2 separate regions of the Homo sapiens genome follow, and region 2 is linked to region 1. A link is a contact called in ENCODE Hi-C or POLR2A ChIA-PET data. All regions are on one chromosome and are shown on one strand. The core of a region is the stretch at or near the end of the contact, and the rest is flanking DNA. Distances in the headings are between cores, read along the strand shown. Region 1 holds the start of SERPINH1 (serpin family H member 1). Region 2 overlaps MOGAT2 (monoacylglycerol O-acyltransferase 2).

Region 1 (3,910 bases), core at 1-2,500:
GCACAGAGCCCCTCCTGAGGGCTGCATGCGGTGTCCTGTTACACAGCCAGTACAAAAAAAAAATCTCTGCTGGGAGTCCCGGTGACAGAGGAGACAAAGGAGAGGACGGGAAGGGGGGATGGGTACATGAACCATCTGAAGACAGGAGGGTGTGGCCCCGGCCGGAATTCCGGAGAACCAAAGCCCCCTCATTTTCCTCAGGCCTCCATCCGGGCCGTACAGCCCAGAGGGACCAGCGGGAAACAAGGAAGAGGAGGGGCTGAGACTCTGGGCCAGTCTGGAAGTGCATTCATTCTCCTTCCTGCTCTTCAGCCACCTCAGGAATGTCTCTAAGCTGGGGGGCAGGGAACCCCAGCCTCTGGAAGTTAGACCCTGCAGTTTAAACCCTGCAGTTACTCCAAGAACCCTGTGGCAGTGGACAGAAGGAAAGACTCAAATCCTTCTAGTCAGCCCCTTAATCCCCAGAGCAGAGCAGACCCTGCTGACCCCCACTCTCTTTTTTCGGAGTGGTAGGGAGCCTCGCTGGCCAAGTCTTTCCTTTGGCTGCCATCATCTAGGCTGCAAGCTGCTGATCAGAAATTGAGCCACTGTCGCCCACTTCTACCAGAGCACACGGACCCCAGGAGTCGAGACGATTTCACCTCCTTTCCCACCACCGGAAGCTCAAATTCCCTCAGCAAGCCTGTGAGGAGGCTGGGCCACCAATCACCGCTGCCCCTGAGCCTCAACCCCAGAACGGAAGTGACCTGGAACTGCGAGGCCGGCCTATCCTCCCTACCCTTGCGGGAAGAGGCACCAGACCCATCTCCTTCCTCCTCTGTTTCTTTCCGCAGAGGCTCTGCTCTCTGCCCCCAGCCCCCTTTACACAGCACCTAGTCTCGTATCTGCCACCACCACCTTTTAGGGGTCCCTGCACTTTTTCCCAGTCCTCCGAGTGCACGGACTCCCAACCCGGCTCCGATCTCCGCCCTAGCCCTCAGCTGGCACCATCACTGGCTAGCCCTGGGCTCTCGATTCCAAACCCTCCAGCGGCCCCCAAAGTGCCGAGGACTCCAATTTGTAGGCTCTGGCTCGGCACCCAACGCTTCGCAGGGTCCCCTCGCCCCTCTTACTCCCTCGCGCACCCCCAGATTGCTCGGCGCTCCCCCGGGCCGCACGCACGCAGGCGTCTCCCGCCCCTCACCTGGGTCGGGCTGGGCTAGCGCCGGGACGTGACTCTCGCTCTCGAGCCGCGACACGATTCTACTCTTAGCCCGCTCCCCTGCTCCCGGGATCTATATATGGCAGTCCCCACCCCCTCCTGCCCGTCCCGAGAAACTTCTGGAAAGTTGGAAACGCTTCCGGAGGGCGCCCCAGCTCCGCCAAAAAAAGCCAAAGACCTCCCTCAAAACCTCCCCGGCCCCCGGCCCCTCCCTCTGCCGGCGCCTCCCGGCCCCTGGGTCCTACTGCCTCCCTCGGCGGCCCGGGCTGCGGGGCGCCGGGAGTCCCCACGGGGATCAGCGTGTCCTTCAGAGTGCGAGCTTCCTCCCACCCCCAGGCTCTCTGCATAAGCTAGCCCACTCCGAATCGCACGTCCTTTCAGGCGCCCCTTTCCCCGCAGGGGCTCTGCCCCAAGCAGAGCCATCTCCCCTTCTCCCCGCTCTCCCCCATTTTCAAGCTGAAACAATTGAGTCCTGTGCACCCCCTCCCTCTCAGGGGAGACGTTCAGGCTTCTGAAGGCAGTGCCCTTCTCCATACTTGTACATTCAAAAAACCTCAACCTCAGCGATGGCCAGAGGGAGAGGGAGCAGACCAGACCCGGTACCTGCCCGGCACCCGGAAAGTTCAAGTCGTGGAGTAATAGAGGCAGAGATGCCTGGGGAACTTCAGGTGGTCTGGCTGGGCTTGGAGGAGTGCACAGGAAGGAAAACCTGGCTCTCCACTGAGCAAGGTGCTGTGTGACCCTAAGCAGGTTACTTTCCCTTTCTGGGCCTCTGTTCCCTTGGCTGTGAAATGTGGTTCTAAGGCATCCCTTGCTTTTTTTCCCCCCTCTCTCCCTTCCTCAATCCTTGTCACCCCTGGCCCCCTCCCTATTGCATCCCCTCCCTCTTTGGGTCCCCTCCCACAGGCCTCAGGTCTCACTGTCAATTCCTACCCCACCCTCGCAAACTGATAGCTCCTTGACCTCCAAGTTAAGCTAGGGTATTCATTACTGTTCTAGGTGCTGAGGACACAGCTGAGAGCTGAACAAAGTCCTTGCCCTGTGCGATGTCCATCTGTGGGGTATGTACCTGTTAGTAGGGAATTCAGTGATTCAGTGAGGCAGATTATTTAGGAAACCCTAAATAATCTGGGCGACAGTGGCTCAATTTCTGATCAGCCGAGGCTCCCTACCCTCCGAAAAGTCCTCTTTAGTAGTTTAATGATAGCTATTGGATGGACGCAGTATGGAGAGGAAGGGACAGGGTAGGGACTCTTCATTCATTCAGTCATGAATGAATGCATTGAGTATCTTCTTTCTTCTAGGTGCTTGCCTGGATCCTGGGGAGCAAAAAAATCCCAGTACCCAGCAAATGAGTCAATCACCTGGGTCCCTGCCCTCTGTTAGTGGTTGTGGGGAAGCCTGGTGGTGGTGACAAACCTCTCTGTCTGGGTAGGCTTCTGCAGCTCAGAGTCTTTTGAGTACAAGGACTGTGGGAAATCTCAGATCCCAAAAGCTTCAGACTCTGTGATTCAGGGTCAAGGAATCAGAGATTACTTCCACTCAAAGCCCCCAAGGAGTCTTTGAATCCAGCTAAGGAATCTTAACATGTTAAAATCTCAGAGTCGAAGGATTCTGGAATAAATGTATTAAAGACTCTGAGCTGCAAGGCATCTCAGAGGTCAGGGGTTCCTGTCTGCAGCCCCAGGCAGAAGCCCTCTTCTCAGTATCCCAAAAAGGCAAGCACCGAGGCACCTCTAAGAAGAGAGAGCTTACCTCCTTCAGAGGCAGCCCCGCATTCTTTTTTAGGACAGGTCTGATTATTAACAAAAGCTTCCAGCCTTGGCATGGTGTCCATCTCTTTGGGGTGGCTGTCGTGGTTCTCATGTGCTTCCTCCTGCCTCAACTGTATATTGCTTTTAAAGATAAATTCTAGGCTGGGCGCGGTGGCTCATGCCTGTAATCCCAGCACTTTGGAAGGCCGAGGTGGGTGGATCACCTGAGGTCAGCAGTTCAAGATCAGCGTGGCCAAAATGGTGAAACCCCATCTCTAATAAAAATATGAAAATTAGCCAGCTGTGGTGTCATGTGCCTGTAATCCCAGCTACTCAGGAGGCTGAGGCGGGAGAATCTCTTGAACCTGGGAGGTGGAGTTTGCAGTGAGCCGAGATCATGCCACTGCACTCCAGCATGGGTGACAGAGCGAGACTCCATCTCAAAAAAAAAAGATAAATTCTTGTTTATCCAAGGAGACCTCCCGGGTCCCAGGCCAGACCCCACTCTCTACTCCCACCCCCACATTGGCCCTCAGGCTTCCTTGTGACTTGGTCAGTGAGCTGAGGGCAGGGCAGAGCAGAAACAAAGAGTGCCCATCAATGCTGGCAAAACAGAGAGGGTCGCCTGGGTTTTCAGCAGGTTCAGATGTCACAATCCCAGTGAGACTCCCTTCCTCTACTCTCTTACATCTCTTAGCTCTTTTAGGCTTCACCAACACCTGAGGGGGAGACTGAGAGTGCTGTGACTGTCCCATTTTGAGGGATAAACCAAAGCTCATGCTGTTAAATAGACCCAGTATCATGAGTGGTCACTGAAGAGAGGACCTGCCCTTACAGACAGCAAAGCTGAGGCCTAAGGAGGGCTGGGTCTGAAGGCCCAACCCCCATCCGACCCCCACTAATCTCACACCGGGTCAGAAGCCTCCTCTGTGACCTATCCCACTGCTGCATTATC
Region 2 (3,910 bases), core at 533-3,032, 160 kb before region 1:
CACAGGACACTGATAACGCCTCCCTGGCAGGGTTGCTACAGGGTTCAAGGGGGGTAAACAAAGAAGAGGGGAGGTTTGTGAAGTGCTGTGGTCTGTCTCCCTCCCTCAGTTCTGTTAGGCGAGGGGAGTGTGACTAAGCGAAGATAGATGGCTGTCTGGGGAAAATCCTGCCTGGGTGCATGCCCTGGCAGGCTGGGTGTGCAGTAGGCAGTGGGGCCTGGAGAAGGGCACAGCCAGGTTACTAGGCTCTGGGGGCTGCTATTGCTTTTAGTTGATATAATTTATGCACCATAAAATGCATCCGTTTAAAGTATGACATTCAGGGTTTCAGTATATTTAAAAGGTGTGGGATAGGTGTGGTGGCTCACACCTCTAATCTCAGCATTTTGGGAGGCCAAGCAGCCTGGCAACACAGTGAGACTCCATCTCTACAAACATTTTTTTAAAAGTTGTGGTGGTGCGTGTCTGTAGTCCAAGCTACTTGGGAGGCTGAGGCAGGAGGATTGCTTGAGCCCAGGAATGAGGATCCCTACTGTCTCTTCACCCCATGATCCCTGCGGGGCCTGGGCAGTAAAGGCGTGTGGGAGGGTGGGAGGGTCTATGGAAAGAGCGTCTACAGGCCACAGCCCCACCCCACAGGCCCAGCTTAGGACATAGTCAAAATGAACATCATCTCGCCCTCTGCTGGCCACTCAGTGGCATTGTCACCCTCGGCAGATGGTGCTGCAAAGGGCCTGCGGTGAGGAAGGATCCTGGAAAAAAAAACAAAAAACAAAACAGTGCACAGAGCCAGGTGCAGTGTCTGACACCTGTAATCCCAGCACTTTGGGAGGCTAAGGTGGGCGGTCAGGAGTTCGAGACCAGCCTGGCCAACATGGTGAAATCCCGTCTCTACTAAAAAAATACAAATCAGCCGGGAGTGGTGGCGGGCACCTGTAATCCCAGCTACTCAGGAGGCTGAGGCAGGAGAATCGCTTGAACCTGGGAGGTGGAGGTTGCAGTGAGCCGAGATCACGCCACTGCATTCCAGACTGGGCAACAAAAGTGAAACTCCGTCTCGAAAAAAACAAAAACAAAACCAAAACAAAGAAACAAAAAGATGCACATAGAATTTCTGCAAATCGAGGCCTGTGTCCCACCAGTGTCAACAGTACTAAGGTTGAGATATCCTCCTCAAAAGCCACCTGGCTGGGGAAGGAGCAGGAAGGACGGACGTTGATAGGGTAGGCGCAGAGCTGCCTCAGCATTTCTGCCAGACCTGCAAATGGAAATGCTCCAGGTGCAAAGAGGGCCAGATGCTGTCCTTTGAGGCCATTGGGCTGGCTGAAGACACCCCGGGAGAACTTTCAGGTGAGCAGTCCCAGTCCTGCGGAATGTCCTCCAATGGCCTCCACCCTCTGACCTGAGGGCCTCCCCAGCCTCCTCTGCAGGCCTGCCTTCTGCTTTAGCCGCGCTGAATGTCAGGCTGTGGCTCAGAACTCACCCTGCGGCAAGTGTCTGGGCCTGTGCTTGTGTGTTTGCCTTTTCAGGCTGCTTTTCCTTTCCCCCCCGGTGAGCTTGGGATTCAGCTCAAGAGTGGGAAGTGAGACCAGAGCCAGAACCTCTGAAGCTCTCCCGGAGGCCAGAGCCTGCTTCAGGTTTTCTTTGGCTTGGTCCCTGATGTCACACACACGTCCCCAGGCTGGCCACAGCACACTTTCCCAGGGAAACTCTGACCTTCCTGGCACAGAAGAGGAAGCCCAGGCTGGAGAGAGGAGAGGCAGGAAAGGGAGGTGAATCTCAAAGTGCAGAGGTCCTGGGGTGGGGATGAGGACTCTGCCTCTGACACGTCCATGACTGCTCCCAGAACTCAGCAAGCCCTAAGTTTCTTTGCTGACAAGACCCAGGAGTGGGCCCTGCAGGAAACACATATGAGGTGCAGGGGAAACTGCCCCCATCCTGAGCCCCCCAGGCTAGACCATGTTCCGCCTTACCACATCTACCACCCTTCGTGAGCACGGCAGTCTCTGCCAGCCGCTGCCCGCTGTCTGCCCAGCACCCCCATTGCCCTTTGCCCTGGAGGCCCTGCTCACTGCAGTGCTAGAGGCTCCTGCATTCCAGCTGTGGCTCAGCCTTTGCTAGTCCTTCTTGGGCCCCTGGACTCTCAGAAGGGAGCAAGGCAGGAACCCCAACCACCCTGCGTTCCCATAATTCAGACAAGTTGCTTAACTTTGGTGGGTTTGTTTCCTCTACCCCTCCCCCTTTGCAAGCTGGAGACCTTGTTTCTGATGGGACAGGAAGAGGTAGGGTTCCCAGGCGGGGTGGGAGAAGTTACGTAGGTGTGGAGGTCAGAGCAGCAGGGCTTGGGCTCTCAGAGTCCTCCCCAGACTCGAGGTCACGACCACACTTCCTCAGAGTCCCACTGCCGAGGTAAAATAATACTAGCTACCTGTTTACTGAAAACCTACAAAGTGCTAGCCAGGCACAGTGGCTCACACCTGTAATCCCAGCACTTTGGGAGGCTAAGGTGGGCAGATCACCTAAGGTCGGGAGTTCGAGACCAGCCTGACCAACATGGAGAAACCCCGTCTCTACTAAAAATACAAAAATTAGCCAGGTGTGGTGGCCGGCACCTGTAGCCCCAGCTACACGGGAGGCTGAGGTAGGAGAATTGCTTGAACCTGGGAGGTGGAGGTTGCAATGAGCTGAGATCGTGCCATTGCACTCCAGCCTGGGTGACAGAGCGAGACTCCATCTCAAAAAAAAAAGAAAACCTACAAAGTGCTTTACTTGCTTTGTCTCATTGAATCTACACAACCCAGTGAGGTATGTGTCATTATCCCCATTTTACATATGAGGAAACTGAGGCTCAGAGAGACCAACTTACCTACGATCATACAGCTGATATGGTATGGGGCAGACTTGGGATCAGAATCTAGTCTGCCTGTCTCCACGGGCCATATCTTACCCCTTTCTTCTCTCCTGCTTCCAGAGGAGGGCCAACTGCCCCTGCCTGTCCCTTCTCTGCGTCCCCACTGCCTTCCCCATCCTATCCCTTCTGGCCAATAAACCATCACTGCCTGGCTGCATAGATCAAGGCTTTAAATTGCCTGGGATTCCGTTGAAGGAGCCGAAAGATCTGCTCACTCAAATCCAGGGATCTGCTCTGCTCTGGACACAACTTCAAGTCCAGGGCCCAGCGTCCACAATGACCACGAGGTGACAGGAGTCGGAAAGCCAGAGATTTGAAGGCATGCAGAGGAGGAGGAATCAGTGTACTTACTAGATACATGGGGAGACTGAGCCTCAGAACAGGATAAAGCTTTGCCCAAAGATATACCACATGCCAGAGTTAGGGTCAGGGTAGGATCTGAGAACAATTCAGGGCTCTCTCCTCTGTCCCTTTGCCCACAGTCAGTGTACACACTTGGAAATCTGTAAAAGAACTTGCTGTGTGACCTTGGTGACATTTCCTCCATCTCTGGGTGTCAGCCTCCTCTTCTGATGAATGTTAAGTGTGAGGCTAGATGGTCCTTAGAACCTGTAAGTTTATTACCTTCACTCCCAAGCCTGGGCTGCTGATGGGTTTGTGCCTTTAAGATACATAGGCATGCCTCACACCATATAACCCACAGAACTCCTTCAAATGCTGGACATCCATCAATCCACATATTGGCCCCGCATCCCTGCAGATGCGAAACCATGATCGGAGAGAAGCTGGACTCTTCTCTAGGTCACATAGTAGCGGAAGCCCTAGCTCCTGCCTCCCAGCCCAGTACCCTCCTCAGTGCATGCAGGGCCATATTCTCCCATGGAGACGTCGGCACTCTGGCCCTGACCACACCCCAGCCAACTCCCTCCCCAACCCCAACCAGCCTCAATACTCACCGAGATGGGGAAATAGTCCTTCATGTACTTCCATATAGTCCAG

What was found. A loop is a pair of places that touch in the nucleus more often than their neighbours do. ChIA-PET counts read pairs that join two places held with the same protein, here RNA polymerase II (POLR2A). Pooled maps may share reads with other maps.
Region 2: a loop to region 1 is called in a pooled map, with 2.1 times the contacts of the local background. The contact joins the enhancer-like site here to the promoter of SERPINH1 in region 1. A Hi-C loop is called at or near these places in 3 of 50 pooled maps. POLR2A ChIA-PET finds 5 or more read pairs at or near these places in 3 of 52 experiments (BJ, H1 and HEK293).

The regions. Positions count from the first base shown.
Region 1 is chr11:75,559,593-75,563,502 of GRCh38, reverse strand. It overlaps SERPINH1 (serpin family H member 1), which reads right to left and starts at 1,250. Exons shown (of 5, transcript NM_001235.5): 1 at 1,184-1,250. RefSeq lists enhancers at 1-489, 490-1,030, 1,031-1,570, silencers at 1,195-1,244, 1,255-1,514 and a cis regulatory region at 3,706-3,910.
Region 2 is chr11:75,720,128-75,724,037 of GRCh38, reverse strand. It overlaps MOGAT2 (monoacylglycerol O-acyltransferase 2), which reads right to left. Exons shown (of 6, transcript NM_025098.4): 2 at 3,868-3,910. Among named protein-coding and RNA genes, the nearest start is that of MOGAT2, 4.2 kb to the right of the region's middle. Within about 2 kb of position 1,782, at least 4 of the 41 ENCODE cell types and tissues checked have a DNase peak (open chromatin) inside an H3K27ac peak, as active enhancers do.